Linked DNA regions of Mus musculus: regions 2 and 3 are each linked to region 1. Evidence: chromatin contacts called from ENCODE Hi-C or POLR2A ChIA-PET data. All regions are on one chromosome and are shown on one strand. The core of a region is the stretch at or near the end of the contact, and the rest is flanking DNA. Distances in the headings are between cores, read along the strand shown.

The links. A loop is a pair of places that touch in the nucleus more often than their neighbours do. ChIA-PET counts read pairs that join two places held with the same protein, here RNA polymerase II (POLR2A).
Region 2: POLR2A ChIA-PET joins it to region 1 with 10 read pairs in Patski. The contact joins the promoter of Birc5 here to the promoter of Socs3 in region 1. POLR2A ChIA-PET finds 5 or more read pairs at or near these places in 3 of 5 experiments (Patski and embryonic stem cell).
Region 3: a loop to region 1 is called in a map of Patski, with 2.4 times the contacts of the local background. The contact joins the enhancer-like site here to the promoter of Socs3 in region 1. A Hi-C loop is called at or near these places in 1 of 37 maps with a recorded cell type or tissue (Patski). POLR2A ChIA-PET finds 5 or more read pairs at or near these places in 4 of 5 experiments (Patski and embryonic stem cell).

Annotation. Positions count from the first base shown.
Region 1 is chr11:117,967,674-117,971,639 of GRCm38, forward strand. It overlaps Socs3 (suppressor of cytokine signaling 3), which reads right to left and starts at 1,693. Exons shown (of 2, transcript NM_007707.3): 1 at 1,202-1,693; 2 at 1-645. The coding sequence starts at 557.
Region 2 is chr11:117,847,149-117,851,114 of GRCm38, forward strand. Birc5 (baculoviral IAP repeat-containing 5) reads left to right here and starts at 2,089. Exons shown (of 4, transcript NM_009689.2): 1 at 2,089-2,313; 2 at 2,606-2,715. The coding sequence starts at 2,203.
Region 3 is chr11:117,888,538-117,892,503 of GRCm38, forward strand. The region is part of intron 2 of Gm11725 (a long non-coding RNA gene); the gene reads left to right. Among named protein-coding and RNA genes, the nearest start is that of Tha1, 17 kb to the left of the region's middle. Within about 2 kb of position 2,212, at least 2 of the 3 ENCODE cell types and tissues checked have a DNase peak (open chromatin) inside an H3K27ac peak, as active enhancers do.

The sequences.
Region 1 (3,966 bases), core at 443-2,942:
ACGTTGGAGGAGAGAGGTCGGCTCAGTACCAGCGGAATCTTCTCGCCCCCAGAATAGATGTAGTAAGCTCTCTTGGGGGTACTCCCGGGGAGTGCCTGGGCAGGTGGCTGCTCCGGAACTTCGGACGAGGGTTCCGTGGGTGGCAAAGAAAAGGAGGGGGTCCCTGGAGGCGGCATGTAGTGGTGCACCAGCTTGAGTACACAGTCGAAGCGGGGAACTGGCTGCGTGCTTCGGGGGTCACTCTGCAGCGAAAAGCTGCCCCCCTCACACTGGATGCGTAGGTTCTTGGTCCCCGACTGGGTCTTGACGCTCAACGTGAAGAAGTGGCGCTGGTCCGAGCTGTCGCGGATAAGAAAGGTGCCCGCGGGCTCGGCGCTGAGCAGCAGGTTCGCCTCGCCGCCGGTCACGGCGCTCCAGTAGAATCCGCTCTCCTGCAGCTTGCGCACGGCGTTCACCACCAGCTGGTACTCGCTTTTGGAGCTGAAGGTCTTGAGGCGCAGGCTGGTGTCCAGGGGGCGGCTCATCCCGGCGGCGGGAAACTTGCTGTGGGTGACCATGGCGCACGGAGCCAGCGTGGATCTGCGCGGCGGTGGCTGCAGCTGCTTCGCGGCCTCCGCACAGCGGCCGCTACCGCATCCCGGGGAGCTGCAGAGAGCAAAGCGTGAGGCGCGTGAGTGCCCGGAACCCTCCAGCGTGCCCGGCCCTCCAGCCTCCGCCTAGCGCCCGGGGCACCCCTTTGCCCCGCTTTAGACCGTGTCTCAGGCCCAGCCACCTCGCGGAACTCGACTGTCCTCGGTCACTGCCGGCCAACCCCAGACAGTCTCTTCCCCTGCCCGCCCTAGGAGGACGCCCAGAGAAAACTCGCGCGTGGAAGTTGGGTCTCCAGGAGCGCGGCCAGGATGGGGAGAGACACAAGAGCCCTAGGGACGCTCAGGGCGCCTCTCAGTCCGGTGTCCTCAGTGGCGAGGGCGAAAAAAGGGGGGTGCCAAACCCGAGATATGTGAGAGAGGGGACAGGAGAAACCCGAGGGCCCCAGTCTGAGTATGACGGGAATCAGGGATCTTCGGTTCTCATCCGCTCTGCCCCCTACCTCGTCCCCTCCCTACCGGGAATGACCCGGGAAGGGGAGGAGAAACCGGGAAAAGCTCCCGAGCTGGACCGAGGCCCCCACCCTTCCCCACACCGCGCCCCTCCTTCCTACCTAGTCCCGAAGCGAAATCTCCGGCCTTGGGGCTGCGCCTCCTATGGTCCCCGAGGCGAGGCGGCGGCCAGCAGTGGCTCGCGCTGCGCCCAGATGTTGGCAGCCGTGAAGTCTACAAAGGGGCTCCCCGTGCGTGCGCCCCCTCTGGCTTCGCTGCTCCCCGGGCCGATGAGGCGCACTCCTGGGCGAATCAGGCAAAGGACCTGGGCGAGGGACCTCGACGGAGAGCTGGGCCGGGAAGGGGGCGTCCGGGAGCCCGGAGAGACAGCGGTCGTAAGAGCAGGCGAGTGTAGAGTCAGAGTTAGAGCCGCCTCGGAGGCCGCGCGCGCGGGTATTTACCCGGCCAGTACGCCCCGCCCCCCGATTCCTGGAACTGCCCGGCCGGTCTTCTTGTAATGTTTAGTCACTACTCTGCACTGAAAGGCTGTGCGCGGAGGGCGAGGGAGGGGCCGCGGAGGGCGGGCTTGGAGCTGGGGCCTCCAGGACCCGCCGAGACTCACCGAGAGGGAGACAAAGCGCGGCGCGAGGCTGCCCGACCGGCGGGCGCGGCGCCAGCCTTGGCCGAGCGTTCCTGGCAGCGGCCCCTCCCCCGCGCGCTCCGCCCCCAACTTCTCATTCACACTTTCCCCCCCCTCCCTTCTAAGAAGGCTGGTTTCTGGCAGAGGCGGGGGCGTCGCGATGGGAGCGCGCGGGCAGTTCTAGGAGGCCAGCCGGGAGAGGCTCCCTCCTGGCACCCCTTCCCTTTCTTTTGATCCCCGCGGGGACGCTCCCCTCCCTCTGCACCCAGGCCACTCCGAGGTCCTCATGTACAGTTCCAAGCATCCCGTGCCAACCAAAAGGGACGTAGGACCATTCAGCCACCAGCCCACTGGGGACCTAGGAAGTGGAGGAGGGGGATGCGCGACATTTACCTGTAGACAGGTCCAAAAGATGAAGCTGTGAGATCCAGAAGTGGAGGAGACACTGACTTAGAAGCAGCTACCTGGCCTCAGCTCATCCGCCCATTGCCTGGTTCTTCGGTGACAGACGTGGGTGCTGATGTCCTTTGGGGAGTGGGGTGGGAGGAGCAGCTAACTACTACCTTATCACTCATCTGGGCCTCCCAACCTGCGTGGCGAACTGTGGGTCCGCCCAGGTACTCTCGGCGCGGTGGGGGAGCTAGAGGAAAGAAACCCTCATCCCATGCTCGTCCCCCGAGTCCACCAGAGGGCGCGCTGGAGTCTTGTAGGCGAGCCGAGTTTTGCTGTTTCCCAGGCTCTGTATAGAGAGAATAAGAGGTTGTGGGGCTCCTTATTCAAGAACAGGAGTGGGGAACCCAGAGAGAGAAGCCTCACTTCCCAGGACAGGGTCAAACCTGAGAAGGAATGTCGACTAGGAGGACTGTCCACAGAGCGTTGTAACGGGTTCAGCCACTGCCTGAAAGTCGCTGAGGTGTCAGAATGGACCCTCTCTTGCCTCTACGTTTTAAGGTGTCTGAACTTTCCCGATGGTGGGGTGGAGAGGGAGTATTGATAAGAGCAGGTGATTGAGGTGAAAGGTTGTTTACTCCTGGTCACGTGAGTATCTATAAAGGCCTAGTGTCGAGTTTTGCAACAGGCAGCAGGAAGTGGCAGCCACCTGAGAACCAGCTAAGTGACACACAGTGTCTGCTCTCAGTGGGCTTTCTGACCTGCCCTCTTGGATACCACAGGCTTCTTGTAACACCAGTAGGAGGGCAAACTGACTACACAGAGTAGCTTGGGCTAGGAGGGAGGGCTGCCTGCTTCCCTTCTGGCCCACTGTGTCCAATCTGCTCCACTGATGCTGAGGAACTAAGAGAGACCAGGGCAGGTGCACTGCCTCTCTGGACTCAGTCTTGTTATCTGTTAAATAGGGATGGGTGCCCATCTGTCCCCCGCCCCTGGCAATTCCAGTAGTCAAGAGGCTTAGGGGCCTTATTTAAAATATCTCACACTGGTCTGATGAGCAGATGCTCACAGATGGAGATCCCACAGGTGAGGCCCAGTCCTTGCCTTCGAGTCACTCTCAGGCTCCCCAAATGGATTCTCCCTTTCTCTGTGAACAAGCCCTCCTTGATCTCATTCAGGGAGTGTTCCCCAGCCACTGCCTTGACCGTATGCTTCTGAGCCGAGGGCAGTGGAGGACAGGGAGGACTCTTAGGAAATAGCCCTGGAGTTAATGGATGGGAAAGTGCTTTGTAAATTACAATGCTCTGCCACGAGTCAAGTTCATTCATCCATTCCACAAACCCTGACTTCGTGCCTGGCTCTGTCAGGCCTCGGGTGCAGCGCTGGGGCGGCAGAGCTGCGGGGCAAAACCCACAGTGGGGAAGAGGCTGTGGGCCATGAGCAAGGACTAGTCATGATTGTGACCCAGTGAGACACTGTGATAGCTTCTTAAGTAAGAGAGGGAAGTCAGGGGCTGGATTGCTGGCTCAGCAGTTAAGAACACCTGCTGCACTTCTGGAAGACGGGGGGGGGGGGGGGGGGTGTTGGTGCCAGGACCTATGTAGGATGGGTCACAACTGTTGTAACCCCAGTCCTAAGCCACCCCAGGCCTCCAAGGGAATCTGTACTCATGTGCACCCCCCATACACACACACACACACACACATATACAGAATTAAAATAAATCTTGGTCCCTGTGATGGTAGCACACACCTTTAGTATTCCAGAAGCAAAGCAAGCAGATCTTTGTGAGTTCAAGGGCAGCCTATACCCTATATACATTAAATAGATAAGTGAATTTAGCCGGGCGTGGTGGCG
Region 2 (3,966 bases), core at 839-3,338, 120 kb before region 1:
GCAGGAGGACCAGTGGAGTTTCTGGTAGCCAGTGAGAAACTGTGTCTCAAGGGAATAGGGTAGAGAGTGTTAGAGTCTAACACCCAATGTACTCTGGACTCCACATGCATGTTTAGAAGTGTGTGCACTTACATATATGTACATACACCCACCCCCCCACCCCGAAACAAATCCCACATACAAGTACACACTTTTGAGCTGGGCTGGAACGATAGCTCTTTGGCAGAGTGCTGACCTAGCATGCATGAGGCCCTGTGTTTAAATCAGGCATGGTGGTGTGTGCCTATAATCCCAGCATTTGGGAGATGAAGGCAGGAGGATCAGAAGTTGTTTTATGAATTCAAGGCTAGCCTGGGCCACACTAGACCCTGACTAGGGTTTTTTCCTTTTGTTTTTGACTCCAGTTGGGCACGGTAACGACGACCTATTATTGTAGCACTAGGGAGTGTTGCTTGGTTTTTGCGCTACCACACTTCTGCTTCCCTTCCAACCTCCCAATGCTAGGAAAGAAAGGAGGTTAGAGGGGAAGGGGCGTAGACCTCTTTAGGCTACTTCCTGTTGATTTGGGATACTGGGCTCCTTGGGGCCTGTCCAGTCTTCTTCATCATTAGAATATCCAACTTCTTGTCTCTGCTTATGAATATTTGACAAACTGCAACAACAGTAACCAGGAGCAGCAGGTGGAGCAGCAGCAGGGTCGGGGAGCAGGAGCAGCAGCAAGCAGTGGGAGCACGGGGAACAGCAGGGGGAGGAGCAGCCTCTTCAGAGCACCCCTGTCTCTCTCAGGGCTCAAGGCATTTATACCCTCTAAAGACTTCCCAGAATTCCAAACAATAAACGCTCTCCTGAAGTTGGCAAAAATCACACCCTTGCGCAAGGCAAACCCTAATTATTTGCTGGGAAGCCACCTCTTACTCCACACCTGGGATTAAAACAAAAACACATTCATAAAACATAACTGGGCTTTTAGAGAAACTCAAATTCTCACTACAGGGAAGAGTCCTATCTGAACCGGGCCATGAGAGAGGAGAGGAAGAGATGAGAGAGGGAAGAGGACCAAGAGAGAAGTGGAAAGTTTCAGACCAAGGGAGCAAGCTGTAGAAATGGCTGGTCTATACAGGGAAGAGAAGCTCAAACGCTGGACTGGTGAGGTTTAGGATAGGGGCAGGGTGAGAAGAGCTGGGGGGAGCCACAGGAATTGATACTTGATCCATGTTTCTTCGGGACGTGACAAAACCCCTCTTGTTCCAGCTGCCTATGTGGTATGATCTGTTCTTCCTCACAATCTGTGAGGTGGCCTGGAGCTCATTGGAGGCCCACTGGCAGGAAGCCTACTGAGATTTATTGAAAAGGAAACCGAATTATCAGGGCACTCGTTTGCAACGCCAACCTGGGCTGTGTTCGGGGCATGCCCAGCCTGCTGTCTGCAGTGTGAAGCTCTTTAGAAGCCACTGCAACCACAGGCCGCCCGACAGGAACAGAGACACTGAAAACGGGCCCGCAGCAAGGCAGGCTCAGCAGCCAACAGTCACACCCAGGAAGCAGTATTTTTCTTCTGCTCCTGGACTCTCTTGCGGTGTATGGCTGCTTCCCTTTGGTCTGAGCCAGGCCGATGGTCTCAGAAATAGACACCCATTGACTTTCTTTTCCAGCGCTGGGACATACAGACCCCGCCTCCATCCCAGGGTGTCTATAGGAAGGATGGCGGCTGCTGCAGGGAGGAGGGTCTCCTGTCTTCCTAAGGGCGCCCCTCCACCAGCCTGTGGGTGGGTCCGAGGCACTTCCATTCCGATATCTAGCTGGCCAAATCCTGCAAACCTTGAGGCAGGAAGAACCTGCAGAGCACATGGGACTTGCAGCGGACATGCTTTAAAGAGGTGCCCCAGGCCCGTCCACCGCCCTCGGCCACCCTCCGTGTCCTCTGGGGAGCAGCTGCGGAAGATTCGAGTCAGAATAGCAAGAAGGAACCGCAGCAGAAGGTACAACTCCCAGCATGCCCTGCGCCCGCCACGCCCACAAGGCCAGGCGCAGATGGGCGTGGGGCGGGACTTTCCCGGCTCGCCTCGCGCCGTCCACTCCCAGAAGGCAGCGGGCGAGGGCGTGGGGCCGGGGCTCTCCCGGCATGCTCTGCGGCGCGCCTCCGCCCGCGCGATTTGAATCCTGCGTTTGAGTCGTCTTGGCGGAGGTTGTGGTGACGCCATCATGGGAGCTCCGGCGCTGCCCCAGATCTGGCAGCTGTACCTCAAGAACTACCGCATCGCCACCTTCAAGAACTGGCCCTTCCTGGAGGACTGCGCCTGCACCCCAGAGCGAGTGAGTCCCAGCTTCCAGCGACTCCACCCTGGGCCCGACGGTGCCTTAGTTGTGTGACCCGGGATCAGAACCCGCTATCCCCACCCTCGCTTCGTACTGTTAGCCAGGCTGCTTTGCTCTGCTCTGTCCTCCACGAGGCCACCCCCCCCCCCCGCTCTCCCCACCCTCTGCCTGAACCACTGTTAGCCTCCGGGCCTCTTCCCACTGTCCTCAGTTCTCGGCCCGGAACGATCTCTGGGAATCATGGGATAAGGTCAGACTGTTGATCCCGCTCACGAGCTGTCATTTTCAGATGGCGGAGGCTGGCTTCATCCACTGCCCTACCGAGAACGAGCCTGATTTGGCCCAGTGTTTTTTCTGCTTTAAGGAATTGGAAGGCTGGGAACCCGATGACAACCCGATGTAAGTCCCACAGGCTACTCTCGGTGGGTTTCCTGGTGTTCCCCTTCCATTGAGAGCCTTTTGGGTTGAACTGGAGTTGGGACAAACCATTTGTATTTAGTAGAAGAGCATGCTTCTTGCTCAAGTGTTCCAGTTATACAGCTCAGACTAGTCTTGAATTCTCAATTTCTGCCTTGGTTTCCTGAGTGTTGCCAACATGCATGGTTTTGCCTGAGGTTTTTTTGTTGTGTTTTGTTTTTGTTTTAAAACAGGGTTTGTCTGTGCAGCCTTGGCTGTCCTGGAACTCACTCTGTAGACCAGGCTGGCCTCGAACTCAGAAATCCGCCTGCCTCTGCCTCCCAAGTGCTGGGATTAAAGGCGTGCAGCACCACTGCCCAACCAAATTTTTAAATATGTTATTATTACTTAATTTATATTTCTATTTGTGTATGTTTGGATGTGGGTGTCATGGTGGATGTTGGTGTCAAGACAGCTTGGGGGGATAACTTCTCTCTTATTGTGTTGGTCCCTGGAATTGAGCTCAGGTGAGCAGGTTTGGCAGCAAGCATCCTCACCTGGGCCATTTCAGTGGCCCCTGTTTGGTTTCAGACCCCAGGAGTAGGAACTGAGGTGCTTATTCTACATATCAAAGCAGACCTGGACTCCAGGCTCTCCCAGCATCCCTCACTCCCTCCCTGGCATACTTTGCCCCCAACTCTGAACTTCCAGCCCAGGAACTGGGCAGCCCTTCCCCCCAGAGGCTCCACCCTATATAATCCAGGCATTTTGGACTTCTCTTCTTCTCTCTCTACATGTGTTCTTTCTCTCACCTTCCCATGGTGACTCCCCTGGCCTCAGTCCTTGAGCCCAGTGAATTCACCTGGGAGCAGCTTTCCAATAAACCTGCATTTCATAACATCTAATCTGGCTTGAATTGGTTCATTTAACCAGCAGAGAAATAATTTATAATCCTGGACTATGATTCATTAAAAACAGGTCTATTGAAATATAATCCATCTACTGCAAAAATCAGTAGCTTAGTGACTTTTTAAGGTCTTTTTAAAAATCTAAAAAAAAAAAAAAAATTAAAAAAAAAAAAAAGGCTGAGAGCTGGCTCAGAGGTTAAGACCACTTGTTGCTTTTACAGAAGACCCAGGTTTGGTTCCCAGCACCCACCTGGTGGCTCACAATCAATTACAACTCCAGTCCCGGAGGATCTGAGGCCCCCTTCTTGCTTCTGAGGACACTCAGCACACATGGGACACATCTACA
Region 3 (3,966 bases), core at 962-3,461, 79 kb before region 1:
CCAGCAGGCCTCAGGAGTCTGCAGCGGGATCAGCTGCAAGCCAGGGCATCGAGTGGGTCTGGGTGGGAGGTCCACTCGGGGAAAGGAAGCGGGACAGCATGCACCCCACTAGTTACCCATAAACCCACAGGAGTGAGCTCGAGCAGGGCAGGGCGGGACTGGGAGCTGCCCCTGGGGACACCTGTCCCTGCTCACACTCATCATGGGGCTTTCGTTTGTGATGTGTCGGGTGGAAAGCACTGGCAATCGGTGATCTAGCCCGAGTTTCCATCACTAGGATCCGAGTGGGGCGAGCTTCTGCCATGGTCCCCCTGGCCTCTGAGACCGGTGTGTGGGGGTCAAGGCAGAATTCTTCCCTGAAATTAAGCATCCACTCCCCATTCCTGCAGCCTGTGAGCGGAGAGGGAGATTCCCTGCGGCTCCCGGCGGGGGGCCTTCGGGCCTGGTAATTGGTGCATCGATTAGCAGCTGGGGTGTAGGGCTCTCAGATGGGGGCGGGAGGCCGAGTCTCGGGCAGGCCCCGGGGAGATATTGCTGGAGGGAGGCGGGAAGACCGGTGGTGCCAGGTTAGGGAGGGCCTCCTTGCCTCCCTGAGCTACAGGGAAGGGGGGACGGGTAGGATCCCCTGGGGTGGCCAGGACCGCCCGGGCCCCCTTGGGCCCCTGGAAGAATTGGTTCCCACCAGCCAACCTGTTCCCACAGCCAGAAGTTGCCATGGTGACCCCCTCCCACCTTCAGCTACAGCTTTTCCAGTAAAACCACTGCCGAGATCCATACTTCCCGACAGGCACGCCTGCGGGCCCCCACCCCCCCTCGTGGCAGCCGGGAGCAGCTGGGAGTTAACCCTGCATATGCCGGGGGACTGTTGTTTGGGAGGGGGGGGCGGAGAAAGGAAATCGGGAGCCAGTAATGGGGACCGTGGGTAGGAGTGAAGGTGGGCAGGGAAATGATCCTGGCCAGCGACTTGAGCTAGTCTGGAACTTGGAGCAAAGAAGCCAAACTTAGCCAAGCCCCCTGGGCCTCTGGGAGGCCTTGCCTTGCGGGGGGCAGGGGAGACCCACTGGCATCCATGCTCCAACCTCTGGAGGGACCCAGTTGTATGCGGGGACAGTGGATTCTGTCTAGCTTAGCCTGAGCGGCAGCCCTGTCTGACTTTCTCCCTTGTCCCGCAGGCACAAATTGTTTTTCTGGAGGCTGAAAGGTCCCTACAGCCTGGATTTGGCGTTCTTGTGGGCTGTGGTACCCCAGAGGTCCCAGCAGCCCCCGCTTCAGTGTCCTGCCTTGAGAAGTGAGGAGATCAACTGTTTACCCATCTGAGGAGGAAGATGGTGCTTCTTGAATGACACCACCTTGCTGGCCCCAGGGACCCGTGGCCAGGCCTCTGTTAGGGAAGGGGCCCCATGGGGACACTGAGGCTGCAGGCCCAGGGGGGTCCATCTGCGGCTCTGGCGGGCCTCACTTCCACTGTGAGCTGCTTGCTGCTCTCTGCTGCAAGCTCTAATTGTTCTCTGTAGCCGGTGAGTAATTGAGAGGTCTTTGAAGGGAATTAATTAGGCTGCTTATTGACTGTAAATGCTTGCCGTGGATGATAAAGGGAAGGCTGGCCGCCTGTGTGGGCCCGACTCGGGCAACAATCGGACATTTCAGCCACATTCTGCTCCCTCTGGGGTCAGCTGCTCAGCTTGGCAGGGACCTGACCCTCTTGTCTGTCCTGCCCCCTCCTCCAGGAAGGGGCCAAGCACGCTGAGCCCTGCTTAGTCTATACCTCCACGCCCTGCTTCTGGTTTTGAAGGCAGTACTATCTATGCCACAAGTGAGCAGGGGTTTCTCCCACAGGAGAAATGAAGGGCTGTGCAGCGCGTTGGGAGCACTTTCCTAGAATGTTAGGGTCAAGTCCAGAGACAGGCTGGGGGCAGGTTCTTACCCTCAGCTCATACCTAGCTTGGGACCTGCTGGGCTGTCACTGGGCTCCAGCTGTCCAACCTACCTCCAGCCCCCACCCCCACCCCCACCCCAGTCCCAGCCCTTTTCTGGGAAGAAGGGAGAAACTGGAAATCTAGCAAGCATTCCTGCCCTCCTAGCGGGGGTCAGAGTGTAAACAGCCCTGCAGTTGGACACAGTTGGGGTGGATGAGGAGGGCAGGACCGTGCTGGGGTGGCGCCTGGCTGGCTTGCCAGGAGGTGGCACTGATAGCCTGGACTGAGAAGTAGCCGTGGTGGCTCCCTGTCGGATGGCCTCTGCTCCCTGCTGGCGGGTTCTCAGCTAGGTCAGCGCTGACCGGTTTGCTGATTTCATTCTTGCAGCAGCTTTACATAGATCCTGGCCGCAGAGTCAGCACTGGAAGAATGTTCTACTCTGTAGGGACTCTGGGCAGCCCCTGGCTTCCTTAAGGACTGGCTGAATGACTGAGTGGATCTTAGCCCCCTTGATCCAGTCAGAAGACCCACAGGGTGAGGGGTCTACCAGGACCATGGAATGTCACTACTGATGTCTTGTGGTGAAATACCGACTCAGCCACTGGGGGACAGTTCCAGGTGGAGCGTCTGAGGGCTCAGGAGTCAGCCCTAGATTCTCCAGCTGCTGCAGTTACTGGGTCCAGGAAGAACTTGCTGAGAGTCTCAGGCTGCAGGGTTGGAAACAGCTGGTGCCGAAGGAGGTCCAGTGGGGCCGTGCTCCAGACAGACAGGCTGTGGCAGCTCTGAGATAGCTGTAGGGAGAAGGCTGTGGAACCAGGTGGCTAGATATGAAGTTAGGGGACCGGGAGGAGATGGCAGGTGTCACCTTAGGAGCACAGGGACTTAGCTGTTGTCCATCAGGGAGCTAGGACTGTCATGGTCCTGGCAGGAGGAAAGATACTCTGAGAAGACTCTTAGGCACCTCCCTTTGGCTACTAGACTCTAAGAGAATGAACCCCTGAGAAACTGGAATCTCCACAGGAGACAGAAAGGGCTGAGGCCTGGTGTCAGCCAGAGGGGAGCTTGTCTCCCAGGAAGAGATTTCATACCATTCTGACAACTTGTTAGGCCACCTGCAGAAGAGAGGCCTTGTGCTTCCAGGGTCCAGCCAGGCGCTGGCATCTAGCAGACACTTCTGGTGCTTCCACAGCCCTCCTCGCCCTGTGCTGAAAGAAGCTCCCCCAGGGCTTCGTGAGCTGTCCTCTCGTGGGTTCAGTCATTGGCAGCACTTGCAGAAGTGGGGGGCCGGGTAGACCTGTGGTTACTTCCTCTGGATTTGTGGGTCTGTATGGTTTTCCTCCTCTCTCTTCCGCTGCCCCAGCTGCAGACACTCCACACACCATCTCTAACTGTCTCCAAAGTCCTTTGTGATGAGTTATTGCGTGTATACTTATAGTTGACATCTGCCTTGGCTGAGCCACCAAGTTGGTAAACAGGAAGACTTGAACCCGTGCCTACTCACCTCTATATTGCTTATCATCCCGCCGCTCCCCACCTCCCGACCCCGCAGCCCCTCGCGCGCGTGTGCGCGCGTGCACACACACACACACACACCTGTGTGATAACTGGGATTGTCTCCAGCTTCAGAAACCACAAATGGCTCTGAGAAAGAGAAGCCTGTCTTCCCCAAGGTTTCTGAAGCTGAGCACCTAGAACCTGAAGACTGTTGGTAGCCTCAGGAAGACAAGAGTCGAGGAAGAGTTGTGTACCCAAGGGGAAAGAAACAAAGGCAGCCAGGAGTTCAGGCCTGCCTGGAGCCCACCCTTCACTTCTGACAGAGGTCTCCTCTTCTGCTCCTTCCAGGTCTGGGTATCCATAGGTTTGCTCTTCTCAGCAGAGAGCCAAGAGACAGGAATCAGTGGCAAATGACCAATCAAATGCCTTTCTGGGGGCTAGGGGCGGGGCATGTAGCAAAGTGACCAATCAAATGCCTTCCTGTGGGCTGGAGCCGGGCCAGGCGACGTGAATTCACCTGTGCTGTCGAGGTAGATAGAATATGGCACCATTTGTG